Regions from separate parts of the Homo sapiens genome. Here region 2 is linked to region 1. The links are chromatin loops, found by intact Hi-C in ENCODE. Cell type or tissue: mammary epithelial cell. All regions are shown on one strand. Each heading gives the region's core, and the rest is flanking DNA. Links, peaks and the distances in the headings are about the cores only. Region 1 has its middle 6.5 kb from the start of AGPAT2. Region 2 holds the start of LOC105376325 (a long non-coding RNA gene).

Region 1 (5,356 bases), core at 107-5,106:
CAGGGGCGGGGAGGCATCAGGAGACAGAAGGGAGGAGACGGCCCAGGGAGGAGGGGCCCACACTGCAGTAGCCCTTCCCTGCCCAGAGCAGCTGTGCCCTATGCACGGCCTCTCGCACCCAGCACACCTGTGTCTAAGTGGAGCCTCTGAGGAGCAGGGAGCCCGGGCAAGTCGGGCTCCGTGGCAGGAAGTACCAGAGCAGACGCAGAGCTCCGGCCTCTGACGCAGCCATGGCTGGAGCTCACACAGGACCACGGAGGCCCAGAGGGTGCCTGGGTCCCAGTCCGAGAGGGGTGTGGTGTGGGGCTGAAGAGCCCAGGGTCAGGGTCAGGCAGCCCGACCCAGCGAGGAGACCCTGGGTGACCTTGGATCAGCCCTGCCTCTCTAGGCCTCAGTTTCCCTTTCGTGCAGGGTGCGTGTGATGATTCAGTGGGACCGAGGCTTGGGACGGCCCAGGCCAGCCCAAGCAAGGCAGGGATGAAGGCCCAGCCCCCAGCCTCGGCCTCACCCCATGGCTTTTTACTCACTGCTGAGGGCGGCGTCCAATCAGGCCTAGGGCCTCCAAGCCCCCTCCTCTGGTATCTCGCCTAGGGCACAGGAGGGAGGCAAGTGCCCCAGAGAATGGGCGGTTCAGGAGCCCCCTCCACTACCAAGGCTGCCCCACCCACCACAGCGGGCTCTGCTCCCTGAGCCCCTCCAAGGGCCTCCCGACTGTGGCGGGGCTTGGAGCAGCTGATCCCACTGGGGCAGAGGAGCCGAGGTCCCAACCCCAGCAAGCGGGGGCAGGGGGGCCTGGGCTGCAGTCGGCTCCTCCTTCACCCTTCCCCCAAATACCTCCAGAGCACCTATTTCCCCAGTTTCCCCACCGGCAGTGGTGTCCAGGGGCTTGGCTCTTGCAGGGTGGCCCTGGCTCTGGCCCTGCGCCCTGCCCATGATGTGGTCGGAAGGGCCTTTGGCAGCACCGGTCCAAGCCTTAGCAAACCCAACTGGGGGCTCAGAGCCGCCCCCCAATTTCGGGAGCGACTTCACCTTTCCACAGGATCATCCTCTTGGCAAGATGAGGCTGAGGCCGGGGGTTCGGGGCTCAGCATCGAAAGCCGGGGCCTGGGTGCCACAGGCCGTGACCTCTTCCACCAAATGAGAGAAACGGCAAGACCTCCAGGAAGGGCCGTCGGAGCCCAGACGAGGCTGCAGCTTCCTTTGGTGAAGCGTCCGAGGGCCGGCTCTGGCGCCTACAGGGGCTTCCGACGCTGGGTCCTTCTCAGGCTGAGCGCCGCACTCCCACGGCCACCCGGGTGGTGCACACAGTTTCCAGGGTGTCCAGGCAGCCCCCAGTGGACCTGGTGTCCACGTCCTCCTCTGAACCATGCCAGGCCTGGGCCGTGGGCATCCGTGCTGCCGTGTGGGGCAGGGGCCTGTGTCCTGGGGCCGTGTCAGGCCTGGGCTCCTGTGGGCAGAGGCAGGCGGGCTTCCCTCCCCACCCGACCGCCCACCCGTGGGTTCGCTTCCAACACCCTCTACTCTGCTCCTGGCCCATGGCAGGTGCCCCATTGGTGAGTGAATGAGTGACGGAAGGAGGGAGGAATCCGCCCTTCCGATCCCAGTGGCAGCGTGGACTGTGCAGAGCCTGGAGCCCTCAGTCGTCAGGGGCCACCTGGGAAACGACGCACCGAGAGCCTCTGGACATCCTGGGAAGGAGCGGCCTTCGGGGATGGTGGCTGGGCTTCAGCCAGCACCAGGGGCAGCCTCCGAGATCCAGACAATGGGGCAATGACTGGGACCCAGTGAGGGAGGAGAAGAGGATCTGGAGCCTGGGAACCTAAGGCTGTTTCACGCTGACTCCGTAGAACAAAATCAAATGGAAACACATCAGCTACAACAGGAAATAACCTCTCCGTTTACATAGGGCATATACCAAGTAACCAGTGGAAACCTCTGGAGCATATTTAGACCCCAGGCAGTTCTGTAACAGGGCTCCCGACCCCCTGTGCTCAGCCCGGCTCCCACTGCACTGTGGAGTGCGCGTTCATGTTCCACACGTCTCTGCCTTTGCTGCTTCCTTCTTCCGTTGCTTTGTGCATTTTGTCCAATTCTTTGTTCATGATGCCAAGAACCTGGACACCCTCTGCCGGACATGAGGCTGTGCTGACCTGCCCTCGGCTCGGCCGGCGTCTGCCCCACACTCTCCATTTTCTTCTTTTCCATCCCAGAGGGTTGGGGTGTCTGAGCCCAAGTTGAATTCCAGGTGGAGCTGTGACTTAAATGTCATCAAGGAGACTCCAGCAGGAGTCCAGAGGCCACAGTGAGGGCGGGCGCACGGCAGGCAGGGAGAGAGAGAGGAGGGCAGGACCTGGGTGAGGAGGGAACCAGAGGAGCTGCCCCGGGCGCCTAGCCCAGCTGTGCAGGTTGTGCACTGCACAAGCCTAGAGGGTGTCAGCAACACTAACTACACCTGCAGCCGTGCCTTCCGGAGCAGAGGACACAGGGCTCTGGCCTTTGACCTATACCACGCCCCTTACCACCCCAAGGCCTCAGCACAAGAGCCCTGAGTGCAGGTGAGTAGGTCAGGTCCTCTTGCCTCTGGGTAAGAGGTGAGGGTTAAGGTCCAGCAGCTCAGCCACCCAGCTCCCACCCTCCCCGCCCTGCCGCACCCTGCCTGAGTCACAGCCCCGTCTGAGTCACAGCCTTGGGCAGGTGTGGCAGACGGTGGCCATCCCTGCCGAGCTGACTGCAGCCCTGCCTGCTCCTGGGAGCCGCCTTCCGAGAGCCTGCAGGTCACCTGTGCTGCCCCTGGCAGGGTTGCCAGATTTATCAAACAAAACAAAAACCTAGGGCTCAGGTTAGATCTGCACTTCAGATTGGCAAGGAAGAATATTTTGGCATAAACGTGTCCCGTGTAATATGGGGACATACTTATACTAAAAAATGTTATTTGTTGTTTATCTGAAACTCAGATCTAACTGGGTGTCCTGTATTTCAGCTGGCGACCCCTTCCCCAGCCTAGGGCCAAGTCCAGCAAGGCCGCCCCTGGATTCTCCCCAAGGCCTCTGCGAAGGGCTGGGCAGCACTGCCCTCTGGTGGACAGGCCCCGGGATGGGGTAGGGTGGGGTGGGGTGGAGGCAGCGCCAGGCCACAGGGCAGAGGGACGGAGGGATGACGGGGGACATGTGGCCCCAGACGCGGGAGCCCACAGGAGGTCACGCCTTTGGATCTACCATCCTTCGTCCTTAAAGCGTCCCCAGGGGCACTTGCCACTTGCCATGCTCCAACCTTCCGCACAATCCGAGTCCTCTGATGAGCGCTGGGCTGGGCGGGTACCACCCCAGGAATCCGCGGCCCCTCCAATACTCAGCAGCGCCAGGCAGGAGCCTCCCAGCCCCACCCACGGGGTGCGTCCTCCGAGCAGTGGGTGCCCCCGGGCCGCTAGTGGGAACCAGCATGGAGCGGCCCTGAGACTGCGGCTCTGCCTGCATGACTGGAGCTGCACAGGCGCCTCCGAGCGTTTGAGGTGCACTGAAGTTCCTCCCCTCTGCAAGTCCACCCATCGTAGTTTCTGGGCTTGGGGAATTAGTTTTCCCTCCCTCCCTCCCTCCCTCCCTTCTCTTCCTTTCTCCTTCCCCATTCCTGCCAGTTTCTGGGTGTCCTTCATCCGCATCCCCGGCGCCCCCAGTTTGCTGTTGCTCAATGGCCAGGACCCTCCGCACAGGGCGCGATGCCTGGGGGCCCCGGGCCCTTTGCCTTCAGGGGCTCCTTCCTTGATAAAAATACATTGAAAATTATATTTTATGAGTGTGTTGGTGTAAAGACAGATACAATCTTCCACTCTAAACATTCATTTCCAGCCGGGCGCAGTGGCTCACACCTGTAATCCCAGCACTTTGGGAGTTCAAGGCGGGCAGATCATGAGGTCAGCAGCTCGAGACCAGCCTGGCCAACATGTGAAACCCAGTCTCTACCAAAAATACAAAAATTAGCCAGGCATGCTGGCAGGTGCCTGTAATCCCAGCTACTTGGGAGGCTGGGGCAGGAGAACCGCTTGAGCCTGGGAAGTGGAGATTGCAGTGAGCTGAGATCGTGCCATTGCACTCCAGCCTGGGCAACAGAGTAAGACTCTGTCTCAAAAAAACAAAAACAAAAACACTTTCTTTAAATGACATTAACCTCGCCCTGTTGTTGCTCAGTCACCTGTATAAATAAAGGCAGACACATTCTCTTGCCAGCACACTGCACTGCCCAGCACTGTGGGGCCTGGCTGGGCACAGTGCCCGGGCCCTGGGCCTTCCTCCTCCCCAGCCTCCCAGAGAACCCTGCTGAGAGCACCTGGCTGCGGCCCTGGGGCGACGTCAGGTGGCTCTGTTTTCACGCCACCTTCTTAATAAGCAGGCAGAAGCCAGGCGGGCCAGGAGAATGTGTCCTAGCCCGCAAGACAGATGGTCAAGAGGCCTGGCAGGAGCCCAGTGTCTGCCTGGTGAGACCACAGCTGGTCAGGAGCCCATCCCCACAGGCCCAGGGTCATGGTAGGCTGCACCCCCTGGGGAAAGCCTGCCTTCAGGGAGCTCGGCCTTGTGGGGGAGCCCCACACGTCCCCCCAGGCAGGCACCCGGGTCCTGATCCGTCTGAGCTTTAGGTGAAACCCCCCTTCCCTCTGTGCATCCTGCTCCATCTCCTAGGCTCACCTTCTGTCGAGGAGGGCTGAGCGTCCCCCGCGGAGTCGAGCACAGCAGGGCCAGGATCTTCTCAGGGACCCCCCGTGCCAGCTGCACGCACGGCTCTCCGCAGGGCTGGTGAACCTGTTCCCTGGAGGAATTTACACACCACGGGCTCACACGGCCAGTGCCGATGTGCACTGCTCCCCTTACGTGACATGGGACGGTGACAGGTGTTCGGCCGCCTGCTGTCTTTGCACGTCCATGTGCCCTGAGTGTCTCCGGCCAGGGCCACCTGGCACCAGCTGCTGTCTGTGCCACAGCACCGGTTCTAACCAGCCCCGCCGAGGGGCCCCGGGCGCCCAGGAAGCCACACACCAACACTCCCACCAAGGGCTGTGGGTTGCACAGACCAAGCCCAGAAGCCCACGGGAGGGCAGGAGGTGACAGATGCTGGGAGGTGAGGGTCCCTGGGGCCCCCTGGGGCCTGGCCACCGCACACCCTGTAGGACACACTAGGTCTAGACAGGTAGACTGTGATTAAAACACAATAGGAGGCCTGGAGATTCGACCTGGTGCAGAACTTCCCTGGGCGACACCAGACCCTGCAACACAGGCCCTCAGCAGATTCTCACCGCAGCCCCGACAGCAGGGTGGGCTCCAGGCTGTGCGGGTGAACAGCTGGGGTGTCAAGAGGAGGAGCTGCCCCT
Region 2 (5,356 bases), core at 229-5,228, 49 kb before region 1:
TCTCACTTTCCCGTCTCTCCTGGCCAGTGCATGCCCTTCTCCCCTCCCACCTTCAAACAGACGACGGATCCTGAATTCTTCACACGGATAGTCAGCACTTGCATTAATATAACTCTGTAATTGTTCACTCTTGAGCCAAGTACTATATGATAAATGCATTTCCTTTTTATAACTTTTTGTTTTTCCTGGAATTCAAAGTTGCTTCCTTTTTCACTTGCTTAGTTAGAATATTGGTTAAGTTACTGAGGCAAAGAACCAAAACAACAGGAATCTAAACATGATAGAGTTGGTTTCTCCCTCACATGAAAGTCCCGAGGCTGATGGGCTTCCCTGCCGCTCTCAACACGTGGCTGGCTCAGGACCAAAGGGGCTGCTCCACCTCTCACCATCTCCCTGCCTGCAGGAGGGAGGGAAGGGTCAACAAGAGAGTGACCCTGGCCAGGCACGGTAGCTCACACCTGTAATCCCAGCACTTTGGGAGGCCGAGGCAGGTGGATCACAAGGTCAGGTGTTCGAGACCAGCCTGGCCAATATGGTGAAACCCCAACTCTACTAAAAATACAAAAATTAGCTAGGTGTGGGGGCGGGCACCTGTAGTCCCAGCTACTTGGGAGGCTGAGGCAAGAGAATCACCTGAACTTGGGAGGTAGACCTTGCAGTGAGCTGAGATCACACCATTGCACTCCAGCCTGGGCAACCAGAGTGAAACTCTGTCTCAAAAAAAAAAAAAAGGAATAAAAGAAAAAGTAAATAAAAACCAACCACCTTCAATCTGATAATTCTGGGCAGAAAACTGAATATAGTTTGGACCAGATCTTCGAGAAAAATTCATATACACCAAATTAACTAGTTCTGTTAAAAGGCTGCTATAAAAATACACATCATCATGAGATATACAGAACTTTAGAATCCAGCTAAGAGTGGAGAAATACTGAATTTCTTAATTTATCTGGAGGGGGCTGTAAATCCAAAGGTAGAAGGGCATTTCAGCGTTCTGGCGTGTTCTGAGATTCTAGGGTATAGTATCTCCCATACACACAGAGGGCATTTTGAAGGTGGCTACGGCCAGGACACCTCGGGTGGGTTCTCCTGGAGAATGACCCTTTCTTTTAATGGGAAGATCCGGAAGTGACACCTCCCACTCCTGCTCTGGTCCCATTGACCAGAACTTGGTCACAGGCTAAGTTAGAGTCTGCAAGGAGGCTGGGAGACGTGGTCTTTAGCTGGACAGCCTTGAGCCCGGTGAAACCCCTTTTACCGTGAAATGGGAGGGCACAGCTTGGGTGACGATCAGAGGTCGCCGCGGCACGGGTGGTCCTCACCCAAGCTCTCCCACGGAGCCGCAAGGCTCGTCCCCGTGTTCTCACACGCATCAGGTCATCACTCCTTTCCATTTCTTTTCTTGAAGGCATCTCCTGGCCTCCTGGAGACTTTGCCCCACCCGTCTCCTCTGGACTGGCCACTCTGGTCACTCTGACAGCCTCCCTTCAGCTGTGACGCTGCCACTTCTTCTTTCAGTCATCACGGGAATGCCCCCTGTGGGTTTTCCACATTTGAATCCCAGAGATTCGGCAGCCGGCCCCTCCCCAGAAGATCGCGGGGACCTACTGCCCCTGCAGAATCCCTTGGCCTGCCCCAAAGCCGGCAAGCAAACCCTCACCCCAAAGCGTCTGGCATTCCCTGGTCACCTCAGGACAGCCCAGCCTGCCATCCTCCCCGATATGCAGGCCGTGCCGCCGTGTGACTCGCAGGATTCAGGAGTCAGGGGGCCAGAGTCGGCAGCCAGGCTTTCCCTGGAGGCTGTGCCCAGAGCTCCTCAGAGTGTGAAATGTGGTGACAGCGGTGCCCGCTGGCTGCTTGCAGGATCCTGGCAGTGACCCGCGGGCAGGGCCCCCCCGGACGGCCCCCTGCGGAGGGCGCAGCCTTGCAGGTGGGGTCGGAGCACAGGGTCCCAGGGTCCCAGGCCCCACTTCCCAACCAAGCCAGGTCCTCTCTCCGCCCCTCTCCTCGAATCTTAAGAGCCTTTGGAGAGAAGCCACGCAGGGCGGGACGCACAGGCTGTCAGGGTGGGAGGGGTGCGTGTCCCACGTGCAGGGAGCCCCGCCCAAGGCTGGCAGCAGCAGGGTAGAGGCCACTGGTCCGGGGCAGCTTCCGCGGGGAAACACCGCCGCGCTGTGAGCATTGGGGGAACTGCAGCCGCCGCCCCATCTGCCGGCTGCGGGTCGTTGGGGGGGCCCCATGCCAACGGCCACGGAGGCCAAGGACCCCCGGAACCCCTCGGCCTTTGTCCCAGGAGAGGCTCCTCACACCCTCGGTGCCAGGGCCCTGGGAGCCCGTGAGACCAGGGTTCTCCCTGCTCAGACTCTTCCTGTGGCCTGGAGGGGACAGTGGGGGTGACAGGCACTGACCACCAGGCAGGCAGCAGCCAGGCAGAGCCTGGGGTGTGAGGACACAGAGGTGACCAGGTGCTGAGCCCCTCCCTGATGAGCTCAGCACGGAGGTGGGAGCCCCTGACCCTTTCCCAGGGCTCTGAGTCAGCCTTGGAGAGTGTGGCGTTGAGCCTGGCCAGAGGTCAGCAGATGGCGGGCGGCTGGCGCTGGGGCCCCGGCTCTGCAGAAGGGTCAGGCCCCAGCACACCCGGGCATTTCCTGTGCAGCCCCAGATGGGTGAGGTCAGCTGAGAAGGGGAGAGGCCACAGGGGACTTCCTCTATCCTCTCAAATTAGCGGAGGCAGGGCCCCGGGCCGGGCCAGGGCCTAGGGCGGACGTGCTCTGGATATGGCAGCCTCTCCTCTCCCACCCCCCAAGGAAGCGCCACTCAGCTACAGCCCCAGCCCCAGTTGATGGGTGGGAAACTGAGGCACAGCCAGATCCACAGATGACAATGGGCCCGGTCGGCGACTGCAGGTGGCCCTGCGCTCTCTGGCCTGCAGGTCACAGGCTCCAGCCACGGCCAACAGAAAAAGACTCTCACGGCCTGGCTCACCCACTGTCAGTCAGGGACGCAAAGGTCCCTCTCACAGCAGGGCCACGACCTGAATCTAGCCACTGGGCTCAGGATGCCTCCCCGGGAGGCAAGCGAGAGCCCTGTCACCACGGAACAGGTTAGAGGGGCACAAGCCTCTGTGGGCCTCTCCCACGCCCCCCACCCCCCACCCCCCGTGCTTCTGCAGAAGTGGGGGCCTGCAGGGGCTCTGGTGCCTTCCCACAGCAGGTGTCATCAGGGCAGGAACACAGTCCCCACCGCCTACCCATGGGTTTCACGTGCTGGGGGCAGTCATCACCCCAACCTCAAGAAGCCAAGAGGACTGGATGTGGCCCCAGCACCCCACCAGCAGCCATGTCCTCCCAGGGAGGGAGCATGACTTACGCCTGGGGCAGAATAGGCTGCAGGGCCTGCTGGGAAGCCGTTCCCGGACCCCAGCTCAGTCCTCCGGCAGATTCACTCAGAGGAAGGTAGCACTGGTGACCTGGCCGGTGCTAGGCCCCCAAGCCCGCCCGCCAGCGTTCTTCAAGTCTGCACGTCCGAGGGCGGGAGGGAGCATGGACCCTGTCAGCCCCACCCTGACTGGGGTGGCCCCATATCCACCAGAGGGCAGCTGGGCCCAGTCCGGGCCATCCCCTTCGGGAGCCAGCACAGCAGGAGGGCCCCTTGTCAGCCAGAGCCTGGGTGGACGGCAGAGCCCCCGGGGCCGCCTCTGGACTGAGTTTGTGCCTCACCTAGCTGGGGCCTGACCTCGAGAGGTCACTGTTGCCCTGGGCCTCAGTTTCCCCATCCAACAGGTGGGGAGAGCGTTAGCACCCACATCACGGCGGCCCCACAGATCAGTGCAGCGTGAAGTACTCAGCTAACCCTCCAGACCCCGGAGGCTGGGCCTCCCACCCCGCTGCCCCTGACCCATCCTGCACATCTGCCCCCACCTGGCTCCGCTCGCTCCCCTTGCTCCCCTCAGCCTCCCGTCCCGCTGGGTGGGGGCCTCCAGCGCCTCCGCCTCCGCCTCCGGGCTTCCAGGCAGGAAGGCGGCGGAGAGGAGCGTTTCCGCGCAGGCTGCTGTGCTGGGAGTGCAGCCTGTGATAAGGACACACATGGCCGGCTGCACGTCCGCCTTTTGTCCCTGGCTCCCGCCAGCCCTTCCTGCTCCGGCCTGCAGGGTGGGGACTATGGGCCCGGCTGCAGCCCTCCCCCGACCCCCACCTCCACTCTGCCCCTGGCTCCACAGCCCCTGGGGTCCTGGCTGCCCTGGGGGAGTTTGAGGCCCCCAGTAGCAGCTACGGCTGGGGCCCCGGACAAACTGGGGGTGTAGGAGCTCTAGGAAATCAACCCCAGGGAGGCTGCTACGGCTAAACAGAAGCATCAGCCCCAACCCAGCAGGGCCAGATGTTCTGCTCTCCCTCCCCCAGTTTCGGCTGCCGGGAGGGTCCCCACCGAGAGTCCCCCCCGACTCCTGCACAGGCCTAGCCACAGGCTCCCTCCCGGGCTGGACCGACCACTCTCCTGCTTGAGGTCCCAGAGAGGCGCTGGCCTGGCCCGGCCCATGTGCCCCACAAACACCCCTGGCTGCTCCTCCGGCATCTGTCTTAAAGTGCCAGCCCAGCGTGAGCCCCGCATCAGCTACCGAGAGGTATCCATCCTTACCCCCGACTGCCCATGGTGCCTACGCGGCAACCTCACAACCGGTCTGCTGAGCTGGGTGGAGGAGAGGTTCCACCCACCCCAGAAGGAGTCCACTCCCATCCCCTAAACTCCAGGAGCTGCCCTTGGCTGAGGAAGGACTGCAGAGGGCACGGGGCAGGCTGAGCCCAGGGTGGCAGGGGCTGCATGGTGCCCGGGATGCCTGGCAGGAGAGAGACCCGCAGCCCAGAAGGCTTCCTCTCCAGGACTGGGGGCCCCTCAGTGCTCACACTTCCCACTAACTGCCAGCATCCCCTACAACATGGCCCACGTCTCAAGGGATTGGAAGGAGCCCCCGCAGAGGCCATCGGCACGGACTAGAATGCAACCCAGTGGGGCATCCACCGATGTGGTCAAACGCTCAGCCAAGATGGTGGGAAGCGTTCAGGTCTGAGGCATTTCTTCTTTTTCTTGAATAACACCTTTATGGCTGGCCACGGTGGCTCATGCCTGTCATCCCAGCACTGTGGGAGGCCGAGGCGGGCAGATCACCTGAGGTCAGGAGTTTGAGACCAGCCTGGCCAACATGGTGAAATGCTGTCTCTACTACAAATACAAAAATTAGCTGGGTGTGGTGGCGGGCGCCTGTAATCCCAGCTACTAGGGAGACTGAGGCAGGAGAATTGCTTGAGCCCAGGAGGCAGAGGTTGCAGTGAGCTGAGATCGTGCCACTGCATTCCAGCCT

Evidence for each region. Hi-C counts contacts between places; a loop is a spot of excess contacts. Peaks named below come from ENCODE experiments on the same cell type or tissue, not always from the same donor. Only the 100,000 strongest peaks of a DNase experiment are listed, where the experiment ranks them.
Region 2: a loop joins it to region 1, with 6 times the contacts of the local background. A loop is called at or near these places in 22 of 110 quality-filtered maps.

Annotation. Positions count from the first base shown.
Region 1 is chr9:136,691,303-136,696,658 of GRCh38, forward strand. No RefSeq gene overlaps it. Among named protein-coding and RNA genes, the nearest start is that of AGPAT2, 6.5 kb to the left of the region's middle. In mammary epithelial cell, for the core only: a CTCF peak has its summit at 3,076 (motif pointing left); DNase peaks (open chromatin) are centred at 2,679 and 4,349; H3K4me3 peaks cover 160 bases; H3K27ac peaks cover 404 bases.
Region 2 is chr9:136,642,486-136,647,841 of GRCh38, forward strand. It overlaps LOC105376325 (a long non-coding RNA gene), which reads right to left and starts at 1,991. Exons shown (of 3, transcript XR_930446.4): 1 at 1,661-1,991; 2 at 1,259-1,536. LOC102724193 (a long non-coding RNA gene) reads left to right here and starts at 4,199. Exons shown (of 4, transcript XR_930443.3): 1 at 4,199-5,059. RefSeq lists a cis regulatory region at 1,838-4,547, silencers at 1,905-1,954, 2,225-2,354, 3,515-3,564, 4,175-4,364 and enhancers at 3,178-3,875, 3,876-4,572. In mammary epithelial cell, for the core only: a CTCF peak has its summit at 2,176; no DNase peak of the experiment used is centred there; H3K27me3 peaks cover 287 bases.